2 separate regions of the Mus musculus genome follow, and region 2 is linked to region 1. The links are chromatin loops, found by intact Hi-C in ENCODE. Cell type or tissue: gastrocnemius. All regions are shown on one strand. Links, peaks and the distances in the headings refer to the core of each region. The heading gives the core; the rest is flanking DNA.

Region 1 (15,164 bases), core at 2,283-10,282:
ACAAGAAGCGTAGTTTGAAAAGAAGTAGTTCTGTGACTCCCAGGAGTGGCGATCATTACAGATATCTAGGCAGGAGTAGAAGCCTGGCCTGATCTGGGCAGAGGCTGGGAGCACAGGAGGCCAGTGTGGGTGGCTGGGAGACAGAAAGAGAGACACAGAACCCTGCCTAAAAACACCCCAATTGTTAGGATGGTCCTGTGTGTCTGCCAAGTGTGCTGTTGGTATTTACTATCTTTTTTTTTTTTTTTTAAGATTTATTTATTATCGTATCCAAGTAATCTGTAGCTGTCTTCAGACGCACCAAAAGAGGGCATCAGATCTCATTACGGATGGTTGTGAGCCACCATGTGGTTGCTGGGATTTGAACTCAGGATCTTTGGAAGAGCAGTCAGTGCTCTTAACCACTCTCTTAACCATCTCTCAAGCCCCGGTATTTACTGTCTTATCTTTACTTTTCTGAATGATGGAAATCAAATCCAGGCCATTGCACATGCCGGGCAGATGCTCTACCACTCAGCCAAGTCCCTAGTCCCTTGTTTGTATAATCTGCCTCACTCTTGGGATAGCCATGCCTCTGAGTGCCAATGCACCATGGACGCTGGTTAACTGTATTTCCCTCTTCAGGGTGTGAGGAATGACCAGGCAGCATGCATTTACAATTTTCTCCTGATCCTATCTTCCTTTCTTCTCACTTCCCACTTTCACTTTCTTACTTTGGCTCACTGTTTCTCACACACACACACACACACACACACATGCATGCACACATACAGATACACATATGCATACATACATTCATACATACGTGCATACACACATATACTTTTTGGAACAAGCAGCAGAGTAAATAAGAAATAAGTCACACTGGATTTGTCCACACTGAGGAGTGGTACTAATCTGATAATCAAGGACAAGTGACTGGGCAGGAAACTACAGAGTGTATCTGTAGATTTGCATAGACTTGTGATCTAATATGTCCTCTGCCCAATGGCTAAGACTCCAAGACCCTGAGAACTTGTGTGGATATATGCTCTCCCATAAGAGGTCCTCCCAACCCTTTAGCAAAGGTACCCCAAGCCTGGAGCTCACTGAACTGTCATGGTTGGGTCAAGGTCGATGGTTTCTACTTAAAGACAGGGGTCCCTGTTGTCTTCCACAATCGGGCACCTGCATGTGTTAGTGTCGGCTCAGCACTGGAGGATAGAAAGGAGGGGCTGGGTAGTCTCAGTCCTTTAAAGACCTGAACAGATCTGCCAGCCCTAGGCGCTGAGCCACCCACCCACAGTGCAGCACGACACCCAGGTTAGCATACATCCCACACGGCACACATTAGTGATGCAAGGCAGCAGATGTGCTGACGGGACATGCCTGTCTGAACACTTACATCCAGGATCCCAGCAGTCACCAAGGAGGAAGAAAAGAACAACCTGTTAGAGAAGGGGCTTTGGAACGAAACCCGCGTGTACTTAAATTTATGCCCTGCTGACTTGACTTTAAAAGGGCCCGATACACCTCTCTGACTGATGACAGGCAGCTCAGGGAGGAAGAGAGAAAAAAGGGGAGGAAAGGTGGTGGACAGGAAGATTCTCCAAAGAGACAGAACTATGCAGGAAACAGCAGGGAGCCGACTGACAATCAGAATGAAGCAGAGAGGGAGGGAGAGAACTTTCTAGTGTCTGGGAGGCATAGATTAGAACAGAACCTGACTAACAACTGCTGCGTGCTGGGCTCTGAACTCTAACGCTATGGCTGTTGCTGCCCTGTAAGGTGACTGTCAGCCCCCAAATTCCCAATTCTCCTTTCTCCACTATCTGAATTAAGACCTGGATTTGCAAATCCTTTAGAAAGTTCAGTCTCTAAGGATGACTAGAACCTTCCCATGTTCTGAACGGAACACCATCCATTCCACAGGACCCACCTCCACCCCCACCCCCAATCCTCTCAAAGCGCAGAAGCTTGAGAGTCAGCTTCCGCCCCTGCTGTGAGTCAAGCCCACTTGCCAGCACTTTCCAGTAGAGTGCCCTTCACTGGCAGAGAGCTAGAGGGACCACAGAAACACTAACCCATCCCTTCCACCTTACAGAAGGGAGAAGGAGACCCAGAAAGTGGAGAGTTGTCCCTAAGGACATAGAGGTTCCCACTGTGGAGGAATCATGGATTGGGTCCTTGCAAGGAGCTCTAGGGGGCAGGAAGAAGATTCCAGAGTAGTGGTTGGCAGCAGGACCTTAGGAGAGTAGGGAATGCAAAAGCCAAGGCTTGAGCCAAAGCTACCAGGCCTAGACTCCAAGCAGAGCCATCCCCGCTGGATGCTTCCAGCTATCTGCTGCTACTGCTCCACTCCTCCAAATGCCATCCATTCCTAGACACCTGCTGCAGTGGTCTGCAGAGTCTGTAGATCCCTACTGTCTGCTGATTTAATTGTCTGCTACATAGACTTGGACTACTACTGGTGTCCTCATAGGTGAAGGTATCTTAGAGGCAGGAATCAGAAAGAATGGGACGTTAACCAACCTGGTCCCTGGGTGATGCTGTCCTGGCTCATGGTTCTTACAACTCATCATGTAGAATGGGGGACAGACATGACCATGGCCATCTGGGGACAACGAAGAGCTGTTTCCCAGGAACTAGGAAGTCTACCAGTGTCTACCAATGGGAGTCCCCAGCTTCCAAGATGGCCTGGGAGGCCCCAGTTGGACATGGGCTGCCCAAGACTGGTTGAATGCTGCTCTCCCACTGTGTCCCCGCTTAGTGCTCCTGTCTGTCACTTGTCTTGGACTTACGGCTTTCAAAATCCAGTGCCCTCCCTCAGGCAAAGTGGAGGCACATCTTGTAAGAGCAATATAGCAGGCCCCAGAGAGCCATAGCTCCACCAGCCGTCACTCACATACACCAGCAGCAACATCAAGGGGTTTTATCTGGAAGTGGGAGACCCAAAATCCTGGGTTCATCTGGCTATCACAGCCTTTAAAAAGAGTAGCCGTGGGCCAGAGAGATGGCTGTTAGTAAAGGCACCTTTCGCCAAGTTTTTGGTCCCTAAAACTCATGTTGTGGGAAGCAAGGACAGACTCTTCCTAAAACTCATGTTGTGGGAAGCAAGAACCGACTCTCCCAAGTTGTTCTCTGACTTCCACACAGAGGCCATGGCATGATCACATATCACCCTTTATACACAAATAAAGAATATAATAAAATAATAGTCGCCCTTCAAAAGCCCCTTTAACAGCCATTTCCATTATAGTGGAAGGAGGAAAGCAGGGACCTTTATCTCTATTTTATGATGAAAACACAGGTTCAGAGCAGTTAGGTGACTCACACAAAGTTGCGCAGCTAGTAAGTGGCAAGCCAGAGCACTCTTAGTAGGGGTAGAATCCCCTAAAAACTCAGGGCTTCCTCCCTTCAGAGGGTCATGGCAAGGCCCTCTGTCCTCAGGACCCATTGCACTGGGTGTGCACTGCTATATGTTGGCTTAAAGATTCACACATACATCTCTAACATTCCTTCTAAGAGGCTGGATAATTCTCCTCTCATGGAACACAGGTTCCGTGGTGACTCATGGCCATCAAACAGACCGAGAGCTAACTTGACTTCAAAGGCAAAGTCATTAAAGGTCATGATGGCTTCCTGCCTAGCCTCTCTCTTGAACCATTCATTCTGGGCCAAGCCACTGGCGATGTTTCAGCACTCCCCAAGAGCTTGAGAGAGACCCAGATGGTAAGGAACTCCAGGCAGTGGCCCCTGGAGCCATCTTGGGATAGATCTACCAGGTCTAGTCACACCCTCAGGTGACTGAGCCCAGCCAGCATCCTGACTGCCGCTTCTCCAGAAGTTTGGCCACAGAAATGTTAAGACATTATTTTTGCTTCCCCTAAGGGTCTTGTCCCTCATCTGACCCATTCAGCTGAAAGGGAGCCCCAAGGTCAGAGTCCAGCAGTTGGTTAGCGACCCCTGAAGCAAGCTGAATCCAGCAGGCTGCAGGCAGGCTGGCTACTCACCTTTCCGGGTCCGGCAGGTGGAGCAGCAGGTACACACTGTGGGAATCGATCAGGTGGGGGCGCTGTCAGAGATAGCCCCCCCCCCCTCAACAGGAACCAGGCCCCAGCAACCAGGGAGGCCCCAGGGGAAGGTGAGAATTCCGTTGAGTTGGAAGCCCAGGAAGAGGGCGGTCTTTATAGACACTACAGTGTTGAACGGGATCATCTGTAATTCAGCTGCCTCTAGGGTCAGACCCCGATTCCCGTAGTTCTAAGGAGGTGAGAGCTGTTTAAGTTTCTCCTGGGAATAACCATCCCTCCTCAAAACCTCTCCTAGACCTTTTGATTCAGCGAATCCTCTGAGAAACCTCTTAGACTATAGTAGGTGCTCACTAAATCCATGCTGACCCAGTGACTCTGAATCTATAGAAGTCTCTCACCTCCATGGACACTTCCTGGTAGCTAGTGGCAGCCATTCGATGTGTGAACCCTCCCTCTCTGTTCAGTCTGCAGAGAGGGCAGTCAGCCCCTTGCCTGCCCTAACCCTTCAAGTCAGAGGGCAAACACCAGGCGGGTCAGTCAGCTCTGGCGTGTGGCCCAGCCTCACCCTGAGTGCTGACGGTGGCATCAAAGAACTCTGCTTCCCAATGCTTGGATGATGTGCTGTGCTCACCTACGTGCAGGACCATGTGTGTGCTAGGCCTGTGGCAAGCAAGTGGAGGTCCTGCCTTCTCCTTTATTTCTTCTCCTTCTCCTTCTCCTCCTCCTCCTTCCCCCCTCCCTTCGCCCTCCCCCTCCTCTTTCTCTTCCTCCTTCTCTTCTTCTTCTTTCTTTCTTTCTTTCTTTCTTTCTTTCTTTCTTTCTTTCTTTTTTTTTTGTTTTTTTTTTTTTTTGTTTTTCGAGACAGGGATTCTCTGTGTAGCCCTGGCTGTCCTGGAACTCACTCTGTAGACTAGGCTGGCCTCGAACTCAGAAATCCGCCTGCCTCTGCCTCCCAAGTGCTGGGATTAAAGGCATGTGCCACCACTGCCCGACCTTTATTTCTTTCCTTGGGATGCACAGGGCCGAACGCTCATGTCCCTGGTTCTCTTCAGACCATCCTCTGTTTCCTGGACCCATACATGCCACTGCTTTTATCCAGCACTTCACTAACTCCCCTTCCTCAAGGAGCATGAACTCCAACATCTACACACATTCCTTTGCTTAACTGTGCTCTTGCAAACTCTATATTCTTTTGTATAATATGTGTATTGTTGTGTGTATATATGTGTGTGCGTGTGTGTGTGTGTGGGAGGTGAGCCCACCCCGGCTTGTGCGTGTAGAGGTGAGAGCTTGATGTTGGTTTTTTTGTCTTGCTTGCCACTTTATTTTTTTGAGAAAGGAGCTCTCACTGAACTTGGGGTTCACTGGCTCATCAACCTGGACGAAGTCTCAGGATCTTCGTGTCAGTACCCTCCAGTCAGTACCCTGGCGTTACAGGCTCATGCTACAGCGCCAGGCTTTTACACAGACTCTGGGGATCCAAACTCCGTTCTCATGCTTACAAAGTAAGCAGTAACCAGCTGAGCAGTCCCAACCCTCCCCCAGGCTTTCATCTATCTATCTATCTATCTATCTACCTACCTACCTACCTACCTACCTATCTATCTACCTATCTATCTATCTATCTATCTATCTATCTATCTATCTATCTATCTATCTATCTATCTACCTCTATCTATCTATCTATCTATCTATCTATCTATCTATCTATCTATCTATCTATCTATCTACCTCAACCTGAGTTGTCTCAGCTCCTGTCTCCCATTAGAAGTCTGAAAATGGTCTTTATTTTCTTCTCTCTCGTTCCCCTCACAATCCCAAGACACAAGATGTCTAGGACACGGTGGGGCCATTCCTCCAGAGAAAGCTGAAGGGACAGGGAGCTGCACAAGGTCAGATACTCTGCTGTGACTTAGGCATCTTTCTGAGAAAAGTTCTGAGGCTGGTGGCACACAGAGCAGAGGGGAGGAAGTGGGCTCTCATCTTTCTGTCTGAGGTGACTTTTGATTTAGGCTCAGAGCAGCTGGGGAGAGTGCTACCTTCCCTGGCCTCCCCATCACAGGCCAGCACCTCCCTCTCTTAAGGGAGGTCTCAGGGTGGCAAAGGATCTCCCCCCCTCTGCCAGCATCAAAACAAAGCACCCCCAACCTTCCCTGTCCATGGCTGGGCTGGAAGCCGCTTCCGGCCTCAGAGACATCCACATCACCTCTGAGATGCCGCCAAGCTCCTCTCAGTTCATTCTGAGCCCTGACCTGAAAAGTCTAACAAGAGGAGGTCTGGGCAGGAGGCCCAGGTTCTGGTCCTGTGTGGCCTTGGCAGAGTGCGTGACCTCTCTGTGCCTGCAGCCTCTACTTGGTTCTCTCCTGTATGGCAAAAATAGACTCTTAAAGGGACAGGTTTGCAGGGCTATCTGGGTTCACGTCCTAGCCAAAGCAGGACTCCCTGCCTGCCCTTTCAACTTTGGTGTGGGCCATTCCAGAATCAGGGCTCACACTGCCTCACAGAGAGAGAAGCCCTTGTGTCTCCTGAACCCTTTCAGGATTCTAAAGTGATTTCTTGAATGAGATGAAGACATAACAGGGTTTACAACAGTGGTTACTTTACTTACTGCTTACTGACACCAGGCATGGACAGCCCTGAGCACTCTGACTGCTTATTCCAATTGAATCCTCATAGCCAACGTTCCTCCTCTCCAGTCCTGCAACCCTGCTTCTAGGGGGTAAACATCTCCCACTTAAAATATACGACCTTCAAACCTAGGGGTGGTGCAGGTCCTGAGTAGAGAGGAAGCTGAGGGGTACCAAGCAGGGTTGATGGTCCACGCCATGTGCAAGCCCTCAGAGCCCAAGAGCCTTTGGAGGTGCCTCTTACAGTACACAATAAGGGTCCGAGTGCCCTGGAGGTCCTGGTCTGCATGTTTAAGGGCAGGAAAGACACTGGGTACATAATACATATTCCAAAACAGCCCAAATCCTAGTTCTTTTTTACAAGGAGGGTAAAGGTGATGACTTGGCACCTCCTCCACACGTCCTGCTGTCCACCATTTTCTATCAACAGCTTTGGCTCTGCTCCCGAGTAACTGTCATCTTCTAAGAGTCCATCTTGGAAACTGACAGCGTCCCGTCCATACACTGACACCCCCCCCCCAGAAGCTCCAAGTCCATATGGATAGATTAGATACTGGATTCACACCTCAACCTACACAGCTGGGTTTCACGCAAACCTTTTGAGACCTCTGAAGACAGGCCCAAGATCCCACACATTAAACAGGGTTAAGCCCCATATGGGCAGTCTCCTGCCAAGTGCTTAACCATGAGAGGTCGATTTCCAGTTATTGAAAGGACTTGGCCTCCCCAGGAACCTCAGGCCCAGTGTGGTCCTTGGTAGTCGCAGATGTGAGCACGCTTAGGGAGTAGGTGGTCGGAGATGAACTGGAGACAGTGCAGAGTGAGGAGAGGAACTACTCGGGGAGAGGGGAGGCCCACAGTGTCACCAGGCCTGGGGAGTGGGAGAAGGGGGTCATGAGACCTGAGTGTGGGGCTAAGGAGAATAGAAAGGACTCCCAAGGCCCAGACTTGTTCCTGCTCCAGACTTGACCCAGGTATAGCACCCAACACCTTGATTCCTCAGACAATGATGAAGGAGCAGCAACTATCTGATGCTTATGACCTAACCTGCCCAAGGCACAGTCCCCAGCCCAGCTTTCTGAGTGGCCCACTCGATGATGCGTTCCTCATCTGGCCTGGTACAATCCAACAAATGACTCTGTTGGTGACAGGTTTGTGAGGCAAGGGACACCTTGTGTGCCATCCAACACTGTGCTTCTTAATGATCAAAGGGACAGGGAACAACCTACCCGAGCTGCCGGCACTCTCAGAAGCACTCCTGGACATCTTGGGCTGGCTGTGTTTGCCGCTGGACCGCCCAGTCCCTGGTGGAGGAGGGCCCGAGGGAGCAGGAGCACCATCACCCCTGATGGTGGTGAGGTCCTGCATGCTGAAGCTCCGGAGTCTCTCTGACAAGGCACCCTGTCCCTGGACACAACACAGGAGAGCATATGTCAGAGGCCTAACCATAGGCGTTTGGACCATAATGGGGACATGAGATGTGACAAAGGCTAAGAGACCCTGCTCTGAGAGTAGACAAGGCAGAAACAAGCCCTGGTTTACCTCTGTTGAGGGTCCCAGGTATACTTGTTGACAGGTGACATGTATTCTAGGGCCACTTCTGGGGCTCAGTTTTTGCTCCCTCTCTCTTTCAGACACCCCCAAAAGGAAATCTGTATCTAGGATGACAATCCTCTGCAGTTCCCCCAGTCCCCATTTTGTTGTCTGAGATAGGGTCTCACGTGTTTGAGGCTAGCCTTGAACTTGCTGCTTCTCAGTATTGGAATATACCTGTTAGGAGATCATGAATTGATCTTCTTGCCTCTACTTCCCAAATGCTAGGATTACAGTCAAGGGGGACCACATCTGGTTTATATATGGAAGGTCTCAAACTCAGGATTTTATGTCAGGCAGGTACTCTGCCACCTCAGCGACATCCCCAGCCACTGCAGTCCCAACTCGACAGAGCTGGCTGGAGGCCTCAGCTTCCCATCAGTAAAAGTAAATATGTGGCCACATTTTCCCCAGTTCTCAAAATCTGCTGATAAAATCCAAACCTAACAGTCTGTGCACCCCGTCCTTCTTCCTAACACTATGGAAGGCAGACAGTGTTGTTTTAATGCATGCCAGCAGTGGTTTAAAAACATTTCTGTGCAGTTGAGATGGTTAACAAAGCAAGCACACTTACTCATATGGCACATGCCATACCCACGGGCACATAAATACCAGAAAGAAAGGTAATGAGTCAGGAAGGAAGACATGATATTAAAAAAAACAAAAAACCAAAAAAAAAAAAAAAAAAAACCCAACCCTCTGCTGTCAACGTAACTACTTCATATGCTGACGGGGCTGTGGAGTGGATCTCAGTGTGAATGTATTCTTTTGTTTAGGAAAGCAAGATTAATGTGTTAGAGGGTTGGAAAAGCAAATCTTCCCTCCACTACCTGGTCCTGAGTGGCAGGTCTGTGTGGAGAGAAAGAATCAAGGTGAAGACAGAGAGCTGGATGTTGCAGGTGTGCCTCAGGGCAGGAGAGAGGCTCGATAAATCTTGTTGTTTAGAATTGATTTTATCTTATTTCATATAGTTTTATTTTTTAACTTATTATTCAAGACTTTCATACACGTGTTTAATGTGTTTTGACCAAATCCATGGAAGCCCCATTCTTGCCAAGGAGCTCTTGGCAACTGATGGCTGCAGGCAGGGGTGGGGAGTCAGTTAGTTTTTTATGATTATTTGTGTGTGTGTGTGCGTGCGTGTGTGTGTGTGTGTGTGTGTGTGTGTGCATGTGTTGGCTGAGCCAGGAGAAGTATCAGATCCTCTGCAGCTGGAGTTACAGGCATGGATGGTGGGAACCAAACTTAGGTCCTCTGGAAGAGCAGCAAATACTCTTAACCACTGAGCCATCTCTCAAGCCAGTTTTCTACAGGAACGAGGCCCCTGATGAATGAGGTTCATGTTCTCGTAGCTGGTCCTATACCCATGCACTAAGCAGACTGAGTGGGCTAAAAACAAACAAATAAACAAACAAACAGTACATGAAGTTTGGAGAGACTTGTTTGGGCAAGGGCACCTGAGAGTGGGGTTAGGAGGCTGGCGAGAGACTGGTGTTACTGAGAATAGTGTTGGGGTTGGGAGCAAGCAGCTGCCAGGCAATGAACTCGAGTGTGCTCAGAATACAGGGGGAGCCAGTGGGAACCAGAGAATTTGGGACATCAGGGTGGCAATGTGTCTTATTTTCACAATGAAGGAAGAGTGTGGGGCCTCGTGGTTCAGGGACTGTGAATAACAAGGCAGGGCAGACATGGCAGCCCTAGCAGTCAATGCATGGCAGATCCAGGGGCTGCAGCAGGAAAATGAGCAGGGGCCAAGCGCAGGGCAGAGGCATTCAAGCGCAGGGCAGAGGCATTCGCCATCCGGAGGGGGCTGGAGAAGCCGTTTCATTTTATTCAGTAATAAAAAATCTATCCCCACGGATGAGCAAAGCACAGCCACTTGCTAAAATGGAAGGTCTGAGTGTGACAGGGAACAAAAGAAGGCCAGGGCATAAAACAATAACTGAGCAGGTTGTGTTACATATTTAGGAATGCCTATACACATGTGTAATAATAATTAAAGAGAGGCCATGCATTTAAAAGAGTGGGTGGGGGTACATGGGAGAGGTTGGAAGGAGAACAGGAAAGGAGGGAGATGATATAACTATATTATAATCTCAAAAATTATAACAATAATAAGAACAAGAAAACCATAAGCAACCACAACAGAAGGAGTGAGCTGGGGAGGGGCAAGCAAAAGGGGCTAGCACAGGGTTAGATGGCACACTGAAAAGGGGCTAGCACAGGCTTAGATGGCACACTGAAAAGGGGCTAACACAGGGTTAGATGGCACACTGAAAAGTGGCACAGTGAAAAGGGGCTAGCACAAGCTTAGATGACACACTGAAAAGGGGCTAGCACAGGGTTAGATGGCACACTGAAAAGTGAAACAGGCCAATTCTTAACTCACCAAAGATACAAAAACCATATCTCAAGGAAACTAACAGCAATGGCACACAAGGCATGTTGGCTCAGACCTGGGATCCCAGCATTTAAGAGTTGAGGCAGGAAAACTGTCACAAGTTTGAGTCTATCTCCAGCAGCAAAGTTACTCCCCCAAAGCCAACAACAAACATAAACCACAAACAGAAAATGATTTAAATAACCAAATATCTATAGTTAGAACAATTAATCTATAAAAGTGTAAAGTATTTCATCCTTAAGATACCCATGTGTAGAGCAAGCCAGAGCCAACTAAATGATGGGTGCTGCTACTGCCTGTCACATCTAAGTTGGCCACTGAAATCAGTGAAAGAAAAGACAGTGCATGGCCAAAAGGACAGAGTGGGCTTTCATGACCCCCAGCCCAAATAAAACCGGCCAGGGACTAACTCCATCAACATTTCCCAGATCTTGTAAATGTTCTGCAGCAAACATTCTGAGGGAAAACAGCAGCCAGCAGGACATGCCCATTTGGCAAGTGGCTCACTTTCATTCAGAGAAGCCCAGCCAGGGTAGCTCCAATATCACCAGCATCAGGAAGATTTTGAGTGTCAAGGGTTAGGAGAGAGGAGATGAAGATGGCTCAGCACCAAACTAGTCCCGTGCTGGAGGGAACCGCAGAAGCATGGGAACAAGAGCCCTGAGAACAAATCGGAACAGCTGGTCTGAAACCAACAGGCCTCTCATTGAAAACCCCTTAGCCCGGCTCAGGCTATTCCACCTCATTCCTATTTACCTTCCCGGAGGCCTACTTGAGCTGTGCTTGGGAGAACCCCCATCTTGTTATTTGGGAGCTGTCATCTTCTGGAACATCTTCTGGCTGCCACATTTGGGCTCAACTGGGGAAACAATTCTGGCTTTGTATTTTTGAAAAAGCATAATAGCCTGGCAGTGGTGGCACATGCCTTTAGTTCCAGCTTTTGGGAGGCAGATGCAGGTGGATCTCTTGAGTTTGAGGCCAGCCTGGTTTACAGGGCAAGCTCCAGGATAGCTAGAGTGACACAGAGGAACCCTGTCTCCAAAAAACAATGCCAAGGTAAAATATATTCTGTGGTTGAGAGCCAACCATTCAAATATGTTTCTAAGTTCCCACTGCCCCCTTCTCCAGGATCTCACTATATAGCTCTGGCTGGCCTGGAACTTACTATGTAGACCAGTCTGGTCTCAAACTCATAAAGGTCTATTTGTATCTGCTTCCTGAGTGCTGGTATTAAAGGGATATACCACCATACCCTGCTATTCTTTTTCTTTTAAATATGCACACATATGGATTGCATGCAGGTGTACTGGGACATGTGTATATTTGTGTGTGTGTGTAAGTCAGAGGACCTTAGCCTGGTCTGTCTGTCTATCATCTATCTATCTATCTATCTATCTATCTATCTATCTATCTATCTATCTAGATATCTAGATATCTAGATACCTACCTCTACAGAGCTCTGAGTGTCCTGAAACTCATTATGTAGACTAGGTTGGCCTTGAACAACTAGGTTAGCAGCAATCCACCTGCCTCTGCGTCTCAAGTGCTGGGATCAAAGGCATGCACCACCATGTCAGATTCTGGGCTCCTTTTAATTTTGTGAACAAAGGTAGTTTTTTTTTTTGTTTGTTTTTTAAAGATTATTTATCATTATATCTAAGTACACTGTAGCTGTCTTCAGACACACCAGAAGAGAGCATCAGATCTCATGATGGATGGTTGTGAGCCACCATGTGGTTGCTGGGATTTGAACTCAGGACCTTTGGAAGAGCAGTCAGTGCTCTTAACCACTGAGCCATCTCTCCAGCCCCCTTGTTTTGTTTTTTAAACTCTCAGTCTAGTAGTGTTTTAAGTAAGAAGTGGTAAGCATTCTAAGTGAAAGGCACCATGTCCCCATTTCATAAGCAATTTCTCCTTTCTTAGTGGCACTTGAGATAACGACTTCTTGACAATGAAAACTCCCTGCGACATTGCTCTCGGTGGCGTCCGACCTGTCCCATGTTCTCCATGCAACTGTACTTGATGCTGGACATTGTCTGCTGGCCTTCCCCTCCTACAGCTTCCTTTCCTATTGCAGGCTTGCATCCGTCTCCCTTTCCACTTGACACGCATTAGGTGTCAGTGTGGAAAGAATAAGCATATGGACACCCAGCATCTTGCTGCCTGAGTGAAGTGTTTACCATCCTACTCCACTCCCAGACCTTAGGGGCGTTCTATTGGGCATGGCTTGGGATGTGTCCACAAGTGTGGGGCACAGGGGCGGGTGGCACACCCGTGAGGCAAAGTGCTCCAGAGCAGGGCCCCTTTTGAAGAACATGTGTGTGTAAATATGTAAACTAACTGGAAAGAGGGTTTTTGTTTTGTGTTTTGTGGTTTTTTTTTTTTTTTTTTTGAGGTGGGGTTTCATTGTGTACCTCAGGCTGACCTAGAACTCTGTGTAGACCAGGTTAGCTTTGAACTCAAAGATCTGCCTGGCTACACTTTTCAAGTGCTGGGATTAAAGGCATATGCCATTGTACCTGGTTGCTTTGATTTCTTTAGACAGGGTTTCATATATCCAAGATTAACCTCTAACTTGCTAAGTAGCCAAGGATAGATCTTCCTGCCTCCACCTCCGAACCACTGGGATTTCAGGTATGTAAAATCACACTCAATTTTGTGGTGCTAGGAATTTGAATCCAAGGCTTTGTGGATGCTGGGCAAGCATTCTACCATGCCCTACCCCAGCCTAAGAGCGGTACATTTGCTGGGCAGGTTTTAGTACTTTTCCACCACTAAGCATCACCGCTTTATTCCACCCCAGACAGAATCTTTGCAATTTTGATGGCTGAGGGGGTGGATGGGGTCCTGCTTTTCGTTGTTAATGCCCATGACTGTCTTTGCTCAATGGAAGCATGCTTCAAGTGGCAGGCTTTATGGGTGGTAGGGCCACGGGGACCTCACCCTCTTTGTACTTTTGCATCTTGCACAGGAGGCAGTGCAACTGAAAGTCGAGTAACACCCAGCAGTCTCCCGAGACAACCCTGAGGATTCCTCTGGGAACACAGGGCATTCATGACAGTGACAAATGTCTTCAAACCCCAAACAATTTAGGCAGTCTATGTTTTGTATTGTTTTAATATTAGCTGTTAATATTAATTAATAAAATATATTTATATATTGGTTTTTCAAGACAGGGTTTTTCTTTTTTTCTTTTTTCCTCCTTTCTTTCTTTCTTTCTTTCTTTCTTTCTTTCTTTCTTTCTTTCTTTCTTTCTTTCTTTCTTTCTTTCTTTGATACAGGGTTTCTCTGTGTAGTCCCAGTTGTCCTGGAACTCACTCTGTAGACCAGGCTGGCCTCGAACTCAGAAATCCACTTGCCTCTGCCTCCCAAATGCTGGGATTAAAGTCATACACCACTACTGCCTGGAACTTAATAATAAATATTAATATCTAGTTATTTTATTTTACATGTATGAGTGTTTTGTCTGCATGTAAGTATGTGTGTGTACTACATGCATGTCTGGTGGCTGTGGAGGTCAGAAGTAGGTATTGGATCCCCTGGAATTGGAGTTACAGATGTTTGTAAGCCACTGTATGGATGCTAGAAACTGAACCCGGCCCTCAACCTCTGAGCCACTTCTCTAGCTCCTCTCTTTGACTTTGGAAACAGAGTTTCACATAGCCCAGGCTAGCCTCTAGCTCACTACATAGTCAAGGTAACCTCTAGCTCCTGATCTTCCTGCCTCCAGTTCCTAAAGGCAGGATTACAGTTGTGTACCAGATCTGAGAGGTAAGATAGATACTCTCAGAAATGGAACAATTTAAGGCCCTGTGCAGGTTCTGGAGGGACCCACCAAGTCGCAGGGGAAGGCACAAAGAAGTGCAAAGTTTAGCTCCTCTCCCGTCCCCAGAGACCCAGTGCCCACTGTGGAAGTGAAGGTTTTAGTGAGTCAGGCAATTGACAACAAAGCCTCTGGCATAACCACATTTCCCAGGGGTAGTTCAAGAAGAGTTAGTGCTTCCTGCTACACCTCACGTCACACTCAGCCCGCTGACAGCCTCTCCAGCCGAACGTGCTCGACAGCAGGGCCCAGCAGCCCCACCTAAGCATGCCACATGGAGGTCGGGCTGTATTTAGGACAAAACCCTGGATTAACAAAACGGAAAGAGATGAGGATTTCATGAGAGCATCAGTACAAATTCAATTCATTCTCCAGGCATTGACCAAAGGGGGTGGGGACTGAGTAAGTTAGTCACGTGTTAGATGCTGCCAACCAAGCACACTAAAAGGCTCTGGTATGATGACAAAGTGCAGCCAGCCGTGTGTCTGGCATGGAGTCACATGTGTCACGCACAGGTGTCGGGGCAGCAAAACACCTCCCTCTGATCCAGACCAGAGGCTGGTGGGCAGAGATGGCTGCAGAGCCTCTCTACCAGACTGGATCGGTTTGGAGTTAGTCACACCTCTCAACGGGGTTACCTGCCCTTCTCTGAGATCCAAGGAGGAGACAAAATGAAAGATTCGAGCCACCTGATAAAGGGTAAAAAG
Region 2 (15,164 bases), core at 3,453-11,452, 94 kb after region 1:
GATCTGTTGTAATCAGGGCTATGAACTAGGATCTGCTGGCAAGAGGCAGATTTGGATTTTGAACCATTTATTTTCTTGGTTCCAAACACAATCTCCCAGTCCCGTGCCTTGGCACTGCACCATAAAATGTCCCTTTACCTATGTAGAATATTGAGCTGAATCAAAACACATATATAAGAATAAGTAATATTCTTAAGACTATAACTCCCCTATTTTACAATGACATTTCCTTCTGCAGCAGAGATGTAGCTGGATTTTGGTCTATTTACACCAGCTAATACTATATAACAGGCATTGTTAATATGAAATAGAAATGTGATTAAAACTGGTGTTAATAATTCATGTTGGGTTTAGTTGTGAATTAGGAACAGGGTAGGAAGAATCCTTGATCTTTTAAAGGTGCTTCAAATCCCACCAACCTCTGGTGCCAGAGGGTAGTTGTAGACCGGGAGCAATTCTCTTGGTCATTTACGTCATCCGAAGTCTTAGTTCTTCAAGGTGTGGTTGCTTCAGAAGATACCAACACACTGTTGCAGCCCCTCCCACATCCCACATCTTAGTCCCCCCTTTCAGTTACCCCCTATGTGGGAGATGACAAGAAAACCAGAATGGTTGCATGATCCTGGTTGAGGACTTACAGAGAAAGCCCACCAGGCAAGCAAGTGCTCCATGGCCCCGCCCTGAGGTCCTCCAGGGGTCACTAGCAAATCCAAAGACCCCAGGAAAGAAACTGACACTGCAGAGAAGACAAGCTTTAGTCAGGCGTGAGGCGTGGCAAGGCATGCCGGTGGCTTCCCTATTATTGATGCCAGCCATGCCACAGAAATCGAAATATTTCACATGCCACCTGAAGGTACAAAACAAACCCCCAGCAGCTGACAACAGCTGTTGGAGAGACCCTTGTGGAGTAACTTGATGGGCTTTGGGAGCAATGGGCAGAATGATGCCTGGGAGACAATGGCCAGGACTTTAAAGACGGCTCTCCTGGATGGCTTTGCAAATCAGTTCAGAAGAGGAGAAAAGAGATGTGTGTGCCCTGCACTGTCAAAGGGAGTTAATAGCCCCTCTTTCTTAGACAAAGAAAATGCTGGGCACGTGTTCCTCATCCAAGCCCCCCCACCCCCAGACCCATTTCAGTCCCAGGTCCCCTAAGCAGGTGCTAAATCAATCTTCCAGATCCAGGTAAGAAAGGTGAGAGGCAATATTGGAAATAAAACAAAAGTCCCCATCACACATCCCCCAAGGACTTCATACAGGCCTCACCCCAGATGACTCTGCTCTCCTGCACCGCCTGGGAGGTATCACTGCCACCGCCCTTGGGGGGTGGGGGGAAGGGGTGCTGTCTGTCACTCGGAAATTTCCCTGTGCATTCCTAGAGATGCCTGCCCCTGTCTCTCAAACCCCTGCAAAGGAGAGCAGGCAAGAGGAAGGAAGACATCTACTCCAAGATGCACACTAATGTACTTGCCACCTGCCTTTGCCTCTGTCTATTTGAAAAACCTAAAAAGGAGTATTTTCCCACTTCATTGAGTGCCCCACCTCCATCTGGCTACTCATCTCCGCGATGACCCCTTCAGGCAGCGCCCCTGGCTTGTCTGGACTGTATGTCATTTTCACCCGACAAAGCGCGGCGGCAGGCGAGCCCAAGGCATTTTCTTCCAAAGGAGAGAGAACGCGTGGAGCACCCACTCGGGGCCTCTGCAAATCCGCCCCACCCGGAATGGAACAAAGCAACAGAGAGAAGGCGAGACCCATTGCCCAGCCCCGGCAACTCCACCATCGTGCGGGGACCCACGCCCCGGTCTCCCTGCAAGGCGCCGCCTGCGCCCGCGGCTACCCATGGGTCTGTAGCGTCGCGCGTCCTACGCCGCCTCGCGCTGCCCGCGTCCCCAGGCAGCTACTGTACCTGCTAAATTTAGCGACCGCCGGGTATTAATAGCTAGCGACCCGGGGCTGGTGGTTCGCAGGGGCGCGCGGCCCTAAGGGGACATGGGGATCGGGAGGGAAGGGAAGAAGGGACACAGGAGAAGAGGCCACTTACACCACCAGCCTGGAGATGATCCACGACACCATGGCGGGCGGGCGGGCTGGCGCGGCCCGGATTGCTGGGCTGCGGGCGGTGCTGCGCTCCCGGCACGTCTGTCTGTCTGTGCACCGCCGCTGCCGCCAGACTGAGCGCACCCGCCCGGTCCGGCCCCGCGCTCGCGCGTTGGCGCAGCCGCGGCACGTTCCGCCCGCTGCCCCAGCCCCCAGGGGCTCCGCGGGCCCACGGCGATTGGGCGGCTAGCGGTGAGGGCACCAGCGCGACCCGCCCCTGCTCCGATCGTCCCAGCCCCAGAGCTGCAGCCAGGGCGGGTCCTCCTCCGCCCTCCTTGTGAAACCGTGTGGTGCGGTGGCTCAGTGCACTGGGCCTCCGAACCCCCAGGGAGGGCTGCCTCACCTTCACTAGGTGAAGTGGGGAAACTGAGGTCTGAATCTGGACTTTGAAATCCTGCCTACACCTGTCTAGACGAGGTTCTGTCATTCTTCACTTAGATAATACGCTAGCCTCAGGAGAAACCTGAAGCCTTCAACTAGCATCCCATAAGTCAACATCTCAGCAAGTGTCTGCCTACTGACAGCTCTAGTGTCCCAACTCGATCTCTTTGACTGCAACCCCATCACCAGTCACCGCGTGTCCCTTCAGTTGTTTCTACTGCAGCTCTCTCTCTCTCTCTCTCTCTCTCTCTCTCTCTCTCTCTCTCTCTCTCTCACACACACACACACACACACACACACACACACACACACACGTCAGAGGTCAACATGCAGGAGTCAGTTCAATGCAGTTGTCCCGGTGATAGCTCGGGCCATCATCAGCCATGGCGGCAAGCACTAGGGGAGCGGTCTCACAGACCCACACCTCAGACATTCCCTGTCCATACATTCACTTCTGTCTTTGATTCGTCCTCCAGCCTCAGCTCGGAGGGCTATGAGAGCCGAAGGGCATCATACATCATGACCCAGCAGTGTTAACAGAGCCATGTGGCATCTTGGGCAAAATGGAAACCGCGTTCAGTATCAACACGTCAATGCATTTTTAAAATATTGCATCATATAGGATTTGTCTTGATCACGGAATTTTATGGTGTCCCTTTAAATTTTGCAGCCAGGCTTTGTGACTTGCTTTGCTCATCCTGAGGATGGACCTGAACCAACTTCAATAGCACTTGAAAGCCTTTGTCCTTTTTATCCCTGGGCTCTGCTGCTCCCTCCCTCCCTCCAGTAGTTTAGGTTCCAGTGACCTGCTCTTCTTTGCAGATATTCAGTTGTGTAAAATTCAGTGCCCAGTGTGAGAAATTCTGTAGAGACCTAGTTTATAGCTTTTTCTAAAGGAGCTCTGCCCAATGAGGCTTCTTGCAGAGGCAAGGTGACTTTGGACTTTGGCAGTGCCTTCAAATATGATAGAATATGCACGGTGACATGTGCCTATGACTCCAATTCTTGGGAGGTAGAAACAGGAGCCCAGGCTAGTATCCTAAGGCCATCCCAACCCCCTCATTCCAAATCCCAGGCGTGGTAATTGACCCTGTAACACTCACCCTCAGGAGGAGGAGACAGGAAGGCGAGTTCAAAGTCATTCATGGCTACTTGGGAGTTCAAGGCCAGCCTGGACTACATGATTCCAAGTCTGTCTCAGTCTCTCTCCCTCACCCCCCTTAAGTGTATGAACATACAGATAGAAAATACTTTCTGACAATTAAGGGGCTATGAGAGAGTTGTCTTCTTTCATTTCTCTTTGTCTGTATGTCTTCTTTGTCTCAAAAAAAAACCCATAAACTACTTGTGATATAGAGGGGGTTAATGTAATGTTGAAGCATTTGGAGGTTGGTCATTTCGCTTTTGGGCAGCTATTGAATCTCATGTTCCAAACCACTTCCTCTATAGAACCCTCATACCGCAGGCCACAATACACCTATGTGGGAGGCTGCCAGAGATGCTTCTGTGTTCCAGTGCCCACTGAAGTTACTCAGATTAGGAAATCATAAACCTGCCTGGCCTTGCCTTCCTAGTACTCCCTTGTTATGGCTCCCTCTTTCCTGCTGCCTTGTGGTAAGCTCAGCTGAGCGGCCTACATGGTTTGTGCTCTCTCTAGGGATGAAAACAAGTAAAATAAACCTGAATTCTTTCCAAGTTCTGTCTTAATTGTCTGGCCTCACCATACTTTACTAGAGATTATAAAATTAAACAGAGAAAAGCTTGGAAAACTTACCAGACAGTGATACCCTAAGGCCAAGCCAGGCACGGTGATAGATGCCTGTAATACCAGAACTTGGGAGGTTGAGGAAGGGGCAGGGTCATGAGTCTGAGGCCAGCCTAGACTACAAATGTGAGATTGTATCTCAAATAACAAAACACCACAGACAAGCTTGGTACCGCAGTGTACATCCGTAATAATAATAAGAACAATAAAATGAACAAAAATTTTAAAAACCAGCAAGGACTGTGCAATGTTCAGTCGCTGAAATACCTGCCTTGCAAGCACAGGTCTTAAGTTTGATCCCTAGAAGCTGGGTTACAAATAAAAACTTGTAATCCAGAGACAGAGGTCAAAGAATGGATCCCTGGGGCTTGCTGGACAAGCAGAGCCTAGACTACTTGGTGTGCTCTAGGCCAGTGAGAGGCCCTGTGCCCCAAACATGGTGAATGGTGAAGAGAAAGACAGCTGAGGTTTAACTCTGATTTACACACCATACACATAGAAGTACATATACGTAACACACACACACACACACTCCATACACACCATACCATACACATACACACCATATACACATCATACATATTCCAAAACCACAACAAGACAACCAAGCAAGGAGGATCTTCTGAGTCCTCCCCACGCTTCTCTCCATGTTCTTCCACCACACACACTAATGAGACCAGGAGACCTATCAGCCATTTTGAGGGGTAGAGGGATGCACTAGTGCAGCTCCCCAGGGCCTTGGGAGCACAGGCCTAGGCCTATAGTTCCAGCTGTTGAAGAGGCTGAGAAAGGAGGCTTGCAAGGATGAGGCTGGCTTGGGCTACTGAGAGAGCTCAAGGCCAACCTGGTCTACTTAGTGAGACCCTTAGGAAAACAACAGCACACTTAGGAGGAAAGGCTGGGATAGCTCAGTAGCAGGCTTGCCTACTATGTGCAAGGCCTGGAGTTCAATCCTCTGTGTTGGGAAAAAAGTTTAAATTCTCAAAAACTATGGTTTGAGGAGGTATCCTGAGGAAGACAGTGGAGTGCTGCCCCATGCTGTTTCCTTCTTGGGCATGCGTGATGGGTAAGCTTTGCAGGTAAATGGAAAACATGGGTTTGATTATTGTGCTCCACTGGACATTTCCATTACTAAAAGGGAACTCTTGAGTCTGGAGGAATAGGCTAGAAGCTGAGTGGAACCACCCAGGCTTTCTTCAACAGTCAGGAGATCTTGTTCCGTAGAGCAAGGCTGAGTGATAAGCAGGAGAGAGAACCGAGACAGGAAGAAAGTTACTTTTGTTGCATTCCGTTTCTCTGAGCAAAAATGTTGCATACCGCATCTCTCCATCCCAGAGATGTCCTTGGCCGTAGCCCTGGAAAACGCTGAGACCAGGCAAGAGTTGTCTTCTAGACAATGGGACTCTCATGCCACTATCAGTTGGCTTGCTTTAAATTTCTCACAAAGGGCTCACAAAGGGCTGTGTAGTGCGTGATTTCTGCTGCTCCCTCCTCTATCTTCTGACAGCTTGCTGCTTTGTATTTGAGAATGAACCTCTCATATCCTAACCTGAGAAATTGCAATTCCTCTTATGTCTTTACTACCTTAATTAATTTGTGGGTGATTACCAGACATAAGTTAGGGCCAAAATTTCTCCCTACTATTTTTTAATTGAAAACAGAAAGAATATACTTCTACATTTACCTGTGAACTAGTTCCCAGAATAAAAGGTCACACATATATTAAAGACTCTACAAGGCTGTCTGGCTTTGTAGAACTTTGTGGTTGTAAAGAGTTAGAATGTTCCAGATCCATAAACAAATCACCTTCTGTTATTTATTAATCTTAATACCCATTCCTTACTGTGGTGACTATTCTTGGTTGTCAGCTTGATTACATCTGGAATTAACTAAGACCCAAATGACTGTGAGGGGATTATTTTTTCTTAAATCATCTAAAGTGGGAAGATCCACTTTTAATCTAGATCCTTTGAGGGGGAAAGATCCACCTTTAATCTGGGCCACACCCTTGGCTGGTAGCCTATATAAAGGACACAGAAGGAGGAAGCTGACTCTCTCTTTGCCTGCTTGCTCTCACCTACCAAAACCATTCCTTCACTGGCAGTATTATATATATATATACCAGACACAGTGGTAGGCAGGTATATTAGATTAGTCAGCATTCTCTTATATTCTATAAGTTCTGATCCTCTAGAGAACCCTATCTCACTATTGTGCCTAATATCACTTCAAGTCTCAGGTAAAATAACTTGATTTATAACTTTATTTTGTCTATAACTCTAAAATCTGTATGGAATCATGTCTACATTTGAGCATATCATTCCTCCCCCCCTCTCTCTTTTCTTCATCACACCTGTTTTGAGCTGCTTATAACAGAACTTGTTACAATAAAGGCTCTGAGTCACTTCCTGGGGGTCCTGCAGATAGGTGATGAGTGCCTTTGCAGTGCCAGCAACAATTTTGTTCTAGCTTTTCTTTTTCTTTGTTTCTTTCTTTCTCCCCCCCCCCAGACAGGGTTTCTCTGTGTAGCCCTGGCTGTCCTGGAACTCATTTTGTAGACCAGGCTGGCCTCGAACTCAGAAATCCACCTCCCTTTGCCTACCGAGTGCTGGGATTAAAGGTGTGCGCCACCACACCCAGCTTGTTCTAGCTTTTCTACCTTCTCAACACCTTGAGGGTAAAAATGACCTCTGACCTTCATGTCTTTGGCTCCAATCCACTGGTTTCAGATCCAATCACAGATAACAAGATAGTGGCCTTGGGGAAACTAGTCCTTTCCTTAAAGTTTTCATCTGACTCTGAAACATTTCAGTACCCCACATCTCTTTCTATGGTTACTGGGTTTCTCTCAGAGTAAGTGTTGACTTCATGGTACACTATTCATCTCTCCATGTATTGCTTTTTTAGATGTGGCATCTAGAGGATGCAATCCATGTCTGAAGGTAATCTGAGGCACAGGCCGCAGCGCAGTCCATTATCCATGATGCTCTTCTGGACTGTCCATTCTGCAGTTGATGACATCATGCCCAGTACTGTAAGCTGCATCTTGACACCACCCCTACTCTTCCATTTCCATACATGAGAGTCTCAGTTTGGACAGTTTTTTTTTTCCATTTTTTCCTGTAGCACCTTGTGTAATTCTTCCTGGATAGAGATCAATCAAATAGGCTGCTATGAGAGCCAAATTTCCAAGGACCAAATGAATAACTTCCATCTATGTGAACCACAAGCCTTTCCCTCCTGATTTTCAGTGAATGAAGGGGCTGTGTTTCAGATCTAACACAGCCAGGAGCATTTTGACACATGAACTAAACTGGCTATTGCTTAGACAGCTCTGGGGGTTCTCATCTACACGAGTCTGACTTTTGTTTAAAATCATTCTGCCGCATGGGAAGCCACAGTAAACGGGGCCTGGTCCAGTGTGGGGAAGGAAAGGAGGAAAGGAAGAGTAAGCTTAACCCTGAACCCTGGCCCTGGCCAGGGTATCTCAGAAACACAGCTGGCCTGGATGGTATACACTCGTTTCCAGGATCCTGACTGAGCATCTCAAGAGCTTAGTCAGTCTCCTCCTGAGGGTGACCTTAGACTCTTCAAAGCCAATACTCAGCCATTTCTGAGCTCAGAAGATGCCATTCTTGACTCCATCTTTCAAAAGGCATGCCCAGTTCCAAGCTGGGAGAAGGAGACCACCAGATCAAGCAAACAGCTGTTCACAGGTCACTGGCATGAACTGCTTCTCTTCATTGGCATAAAGTGTGTCTTGGTTCTTAAGACCAGATGATGCAAGCATTTTGGAGTCTCTACCAAGTATATTGGAGAGTTAGAGTACCTATTCCAAAGCAGCCGGCAGAAAGCACAATCTATACTATCTCAAATACTCTGGTTAACTGTCTCCATGATGGAAAGAACAGAGGCTCATGTAAGACCCTGCATGGATAATGGCCAATAGACCACTACCTCTTTGTGTTGTTCAGAGGCTGTGTCTGAATAGGAAGATGACAATATGGACTGAGAACTGGTCAACATTCTTTACTATTCAGCCTGGTGTTATGAGCCATGGTTGGTGGTTCCTGTTTCAGAACACCTGTGGATTTGGGTCTTGTCATAATGAAGTCTATACTGCACAGGGTAGCTGCTGGAATCACAAGCAACACATTGGAAACTTGATGCTGCTGTAGGGTTTTGTGTTTTCCTTGGTTGGTCTCTGTCCCCTTATAGAAGCAGCACATGTGTTCATTTATAGTTATACTGCACCTGTTTTTAGACAGGATTCAAGACAGCAGGATAGTCTTTCCACACACTCCAGATTCTTGCAACAGTGCCTGAATCAGGTGGGGCCCTACTTGGGGCACTGGCAGGATTCATTCAGCAGAAGGAGTGGGTCAGAGATGACCTTGCACTGCTGGCAGAGGCAGAGCTGTCATGGACCATTGGTAGGATCAGCAGGAAAAGACAGAGGTTGAGGTGAGGTTAGTACCAGAGAACGTTGACCTCACCCTCCTGGCCCATCCCCTATTATGGACTATAGACAATAGCTTCTTCAGCCTATCTTTAACCTCTTCATCACTGCAGCATCTCTTCTCAGATGACCAGATGCCATCTCCAGGCTTCTTACAAAAGAGTTGGAACCTGACATAGTCACTGTTCTATTGAGGTAAAGAGAGAACTCAAAAGAGACCACGGTGACTTTTAGAAGAAAACATTTAACTGGGGGCTTGCTTATAGTTTCAGAGTGTAGAGTGAAAACATTATTATCTACTTCAGAAAGTAGTGATGAGAAGTAAGTAATAAAAGTACTCACTTAGCTTAGTGCTTGGGCAATGCAATGCACTTCAAAACCACAGTGAAATATCCCATCTACTCACAAGAGTGGCTTAAAAGAGACTGGCAGTAATAAAAAGTGTACATGCAAGGAGCGCCTGGAGCCATACTCTGTTAATGGCATTGTGATCATTTGCAAAACAGAGTGTCAGTTTCTTTTTTTTTCCATTTTTATTAGGTATTTAGCTCATTTACATTTCCAATGCTATACCAAAAGTCCCCCATATCCACCTACCCCCACTCCCCTACCCACCCACTCCCCCTTTTTGGCCCTGGCATTCCCCTGTACTGGGGCATATAAAGTGTCAGTTTCTTGTAACTTAAAATATGTGCATCAAATGCAGAAATCAGAAGATACACAAACATGTATAAAAAAAGAAATGTGTGTTTACTTCACTGCTTAACAGCACTCCTCTTGGGCATTTACCTAAGAGAAAGACAACCATATGATCATATAAAGATTTATACATGAATGCTCATGGTCACATTATGTATAAAGACTAAATGGGCAGGTATGATGGTTTGTTTTAATTGTCAATTTGTCACAATTAAGTCACCCTGGAAGACAGTCTCAGTAAGGAACTGTCTAGATCAGATTGTCATATGGAAATAGCTGTGAGAGGTTTCCTTAATTATGTTAATTTACACAGGAAAATCCATCCTAAAAGTGGGCAGCACCATTCCATAGTATTTTAAAAAGGAGAAAGTGAACTGAATGCAATCACGGACCCAAACATTCTCTCCTTGCTTGAATGAGAATGGTCCTCAGAGGCTCATCTCTTTGAATGTTTGGTCCCCAGTTGATGCAACTATTTGGGAAGGATGAGGAGGTGTGGCCTTGTTGGAGGAGGTATGTTATTGTAGATAGGCTTTGGAGTTTCAAAAGATTTGCACCATTCAAATCCCTTTCTGTCTCACGTTTGTGCCTCAAGGTGTGAGCTCTTCATCACTGCTCCATCACTTTGTCTCCCTGCCTGATGACATACTCCCCACCATGATGGTCATAAATTCACCCCCTGAAACTGTAACCCTCCAAAAAAAATTCTTCTAAAAGTTGCCTTGGTCATATGGTCTTATCTTAGCAATAGAAAAGTAACTAAGACATTGCTCTTGTGGGTGGATATGACTAGCTGCTTCAAGTTCCTGCTACCTTGACTTTCCCACAATGATACAATGTAACCTAGAATTGTGAGCTTAAAAAAAAAAAAAAAAAACAAATGAACAAGCAAAACCCCATGGTTTCTCCCCTTTCTTGCTTCTTTCAGTGTAGTTGATCACAGTAACAGAAATGAAACGAGAGCAGCAAGTGAATGGATAAAGAAAATATGGAATGCCCTTTTTGTTGAATAGTACCCAGCAACAAAGAGAGTGAATTGTATAGATTCATGCAAGGGTGTGGAAAAGCCTCAAGAAGTTTAGAATGTGGAAAAAAATAACAAAAGAATACACAGTGTTTGATTCCAGTTCCCTGACCACCTAAGAAAGACAAACCTAATTAGAAAGATGAAAAGCTCCTGGGTGTTTTGGATGGAGAGGGAAATGGAAAAATGTCACAAGGAAGCTTCCTAACGTGATAGGAATCTGTGTCCTCATGTGGTGACAGTCACACAGTATACATGTGCATTGTTTTAAACTATTCTCTTGAAATTGTATGAACTTTTTTTGAGACATGGTCTCATGTAACCCAGGCTAGTTTCAAACTCTTGGTGTATCCTAGAATGCCCTTGAACTTATGAACCTGTAGAGTTCAAGGATTATAGGTGTGAACTACTAGCTCTATTTGATGTGATACTGGGTATCAAACCCAAGGCTTCTGCATTATAACAAAGCACTGTACCAACTGAACTACACCCCTAGACTGTCTTAATTCTACTACCTGGAAATTAAATCTAAAAAAAAAAAAAAAAAAAAACAAACAAACAAACAAACGAAACCCTGATTTTTAAAACTTCGTGTGTGTAGGGGCTGGAGAGATAGCTCAGTGGTAGGACACCTCCTGAGAACTGACAAGCTCTGTCTATTAAGTTCCCACACAGCCCAGCATAGCCTTTCTTTCTTGTTCTTAAGCTGTGTGCACTGGTTAGTTTTTAGTCAACTTAACACAAGCTAAAGTCATTAGAGAGGAGGGAGCATCAGTTGAGAAAAATGCCTCCAAAAGATCAGGCTATGGACAAACTTGTAGGACACTTCCTTAATTAATGACCGATGGAGGAGACCCCACCTATTGTGGGTGTTGCCATTCCTGGGCAGGTGGTCCTGGGTTCTATAAGAAAGCAGGCTGAGCAAGCCATGGGGAGTCGCCCACTAAGCAGCACCCCTCTATGGCCTGTTTATCCTGCTTTGCTTGAGTTCCTGTCTTGAATTCCTTCAACGATGAACTGTGATATGGAAGTGTAAGCTGAATAAACCCTTTCCTTTCCAACTTGTTTTGGTCATGGTGTTTCATCACAGCAATAATAAGGTTGACTAAGACACCTTGAGACTACCGCAGCCAGTGGTGCCCTCAGAGTCTGGCTACCCTGTCGCAGAGAGGCTACCTCCCTAGTTTCTGGGTCACTTAACCAAGAGCCTTGGCAAATCCCAGTTGAGGTTGCCTTCTCTCCAGTCCCCAACACTATGCAATCCCAGTCTGTGTCCAAGGTTCCTTCCCTTTGAGTGTATGGGATGGGACTCTGGGCTCATTAGATCAAGGTTCTCCCTGTTTCTTCTTCAGACCCTTTAAGCAGTATCCTTCTCCCCACTAAATCAAACTGAATAAGCAAGCCTCATCCGTACCCTGGCTGTAAGGACGCTCTCGCAGAGAGTGCACCTTCTCCATTCAGCCACAGCCAAACACTGTTTATTCACATTCACAACTGGAAGTTCCGATATCCAGAGAGACTTCCTGCTTGCACGAGGTGTTCTTTTGGGATCCTGGAGATAACTGTAGAAAACCCTTTGTGGGATTAGAGGAATCTGAGGATCCATGCAAGGTAGCAGGAAACTAGAGCTTTTGCTTATTGAGCGTTAAAATCAACAAAAGTCCAACCCTGCTAGAGAAATGGCTCCTTGGTTAGGAACACTGGTTTCTCTTCAAGAGGGCCAGGGTTCAATTCCTAAGCATGGAAACTCACGACCATCTGTAACTCTAGCTCCAGGGGATCCGATTCCCTCTTTTGTCTTCAATGGACACCAAACACACAAGACTCACGGGCATACAAGCAGGCAAGACACACAGGCATACATGCAGGCAAGACACACACCCACATGTTTTTTTAAAAAATTACAACAACAACAACAACAAAGGATCCAACAAGTAAAACTGTTTATCATGTATATAGAGTATATATAGTATATATCTATATATAGATCTATATAGAGTGAAAGTAAGAATGAGAAATGCTACGTTTGAGATTCTTTACCCCTGTCAGGACACGTAAACATGTAGAAATATATTAGACATATCATCCAGAAATACAAAATGTAGACTGTTTATCTATCATCTGCTTATCTATCATAAATCAATCATCCCTGTGTTCTTTTTTCTTTCTTTTTGTTGTTGTTTGTTTGTTTGAAATGAGGATTCTCATTTTTCTGAAGAACTTCCACCCTGATTTTTATAGTGATGGCATTAATTTTTACTCTGGCCGTGTAATGGCTTCTTTTCTGAGCGCTGCAGCTTTTTCTTTCTCCCGAGTTTCGCCCTTTCTGTTGGTAACTTGCCTATTGTGAAGACCCCTGATCCTTGCACGGAAACAGTACATAGTGTTTCCTTGGGCTGAGAAGACCACACTGTGCCTTGTGGAAATGAGCTGCTTTCAGGCATGTGATATCAGTGCCAGGTTCAGTGTTAATGGTTCAAAAATGTGTATCAAGCAAGGCATCTTTAAAAGAACCACATCTCGTTGTCCTGGAGGGAGATGCATTCTAAAGAGAGATACTGGTGCTCTTTTACTGAACAACTGAATTATTTAAACATTGGCCCCCAAAGAATTAACATTTCTCCAGGAGTCTTTTTGTCTCCTGAGGTCTGAGAGTCACTCCACAAACTTTATGAGCACTGATCTCAGGCTGGGATGGCTTATTGAACGCACACCCTAATACTGATCAGATCAGAGACACAGCTCAAAACTTATCTGAGCTACAACACACATTTCCCAAGGCAGGCTTATAAAGGAAAGACCCCCACAAAACCACACTGAGCTCATACACAGGTGCAGGAAGTGTTGTCCAGTGGTCAGCTCTGACTCGAGATATTTTAGCTATTGAGACAGAACAGTTCTAATTGACCTTTATTCTGATTGGTCCTTAGTGGGGCTTATGTTTGTGGAATTTCTTAAGATTAACAAACCTCAGAACATATAGAATATAACAGGGGTTGTGGTCAGTGTGACCGTGCTTTGAGTCAAGTTATTTTTCTGTGTAAATGACTGTCAGGAATATTACAGCAACAATATGAAATACCTCGATGGTATGGAACAAAATGGCTACAGCTATGCAGGGCAGACAGACCTCAACAGAGTTCCCTGCTGAAGTAAGCGTTGAATCCTGGTTTCACCCAGAGGAAAAGCTTGACTCTCAAGGTTGACACAGTTCTGACAACCGCACAGACCACCTTTTAGGACAGACCCGAACAAAGACAGCCATAGTCAGTGATGGGCAGGACCATCCTGACCAGGACTGCTTACTTCCAGTTTAAACCCAAACCACAATATGAGTATTCCAACAACAGACTTGGGGGGAGGACCTGCTCATCAGTGTCTCTTCCCAATGTGCCACACTGGGTATATTTACTACCTCTCTCTCTTATTTACCTTTCTGTATTGCATATTGAGGATGCTCGCTGGGATGGCTAGAGCACAGGCTTTGCTCTCAAAAGCTCCAGTGGAACACGCACACACACACACACACATACACACACACACACACACACACACACACACTAAGCATACATGTTCACACACACATGCGCTAAAGAAATAAATATATAGATAAAAACAAGGAATCCTTCTAGAAGCATATTAGATGAATGAATAATGATCAGTTGAAGAAAATTTGAGCAGAAGCTCACAGGAACTGAACTCCATGTTTCTTCCCCCTGGGAGCAAAGGCTCAGTCCTCCTTGATTCTAGCTCGTTAGTGACTCCATGGCACTACGGGCTGGGAACGGGAGCACAGACTGTACTTTGTTCATTTATTGTGTCTGCTCTCTGTCTCTCCCACTACAGTGAGAGATTATAAAGACTGACTTTCACTCTGTTTCTCTTCCTCCAGTTGTTCCTGAGTCCCTGCTCCTTAAAATGGTGCCTTCACAGAACAGAGCTTCTAAGTAAGTGTGGGACAAGCAAGTGAAGAGTGGAGCTTGAGAACTGGGCCATAATACCAGCACTTGGGAGGTGCAGGCAGGAGGATTTCAGTTCAAGGCTAGTCTGAGCTATATAGCGAGTTCAAAGCAAGCCTGGGTTACATAATAAGGTCTTCTCTAAATAAGATGGGGTTCCGATCGACAGCAGGTGCCTTCTAGTAAGTAGATTTAATGCTGCTTCCCCAAGATATGCAAAAAAGGACATCCCACCTAGTACTTTTCATGGCTGTACTTAGGGTCCAGAAGAGCCTCCTCTTATCTTCTTGGCTTCATATAAATCTTACACAACCACCTTATATAGAGCCAACACCCCATTTTTCTTCTCTAGAGGTTTCATTCATTAACAGGTGCTTTGCAGCAGCTTGTATTTAGTTACACCTCTTTCAGTTGCTGCAGGCTAGGGAATCCTATCCAGCCTCTCTTATTGACCTCTGGCCCTATAGTTGGCATATGGCAGGGTTCCATACAAGCTTGCTGAATGAATGAATGAATAAATTAATGAAAAGAACCAGGTGGCGATCTCTCTTATCATGCCTTCTTTGCTAGCACTGGGATGCCCTACACGTATCAACCTTTTTAACTTTTTTCTTTCTGACATTTCTATCTATATGAAAGATTCCTCAGAAGCCCAGACTGGCATCCCCTAAGGTTAGCAACTCCAGAAGAAGGTAACCTCTCTGTGACTCCAGGTAAGTGTTTCTCACACCCGACCCCACCCCCAGCCCTGTGTGTATGAACAGGTGTATCTAGAGTCTA

What was found. A loop is a pair of places that touch in the nucleus more often than their neighbours do. Peaks named below come from ENCODE experiments on the same cell type or tissue, not always from the same donor. Only the 100,000 strongest peaks of a DNase experiment are listed, where the experiment ranks them.
Region 2: it touches region 1 in a loop (2.0-fold over the local background); 6 of 42 quality-filtered maps call a loop at or near these places.

What each region holds. Positions count from the first base shown.
Region 1 is chr6:71,788,030-71,803,193 of GRCm38, reverse strand. It overlaps Reep1 (receptor accessory protein 1), which reads right to left. Exons shown (of 7, transcript NM_178608.4): 6 at 7,870-8,047. Among named protein-coding and RNA genes, the nearest start is that of Mrpl35, 28 kb to the left of the region's middle. In gastrocnemius, for the core only: no CTCF peak of the experiment used is centred there; a DNase peak (open chromatin) is centred at 6,279.
Region 2 is chr6:71,694,879-71,710,042 of GRCm38, reverse strand. It overlaps Reep1 (receptor accessory protein 1), which reads right to left and starts at 2,362. Exons shown (of 7, transcript NM_178608.4): 1 at 2,042-2,362. The coding sequence starts at 2,073. In gastrocnemius, for the core only: no CTCF peak of the experiment used is centred there; no DNase peak of the experiment used is centred there.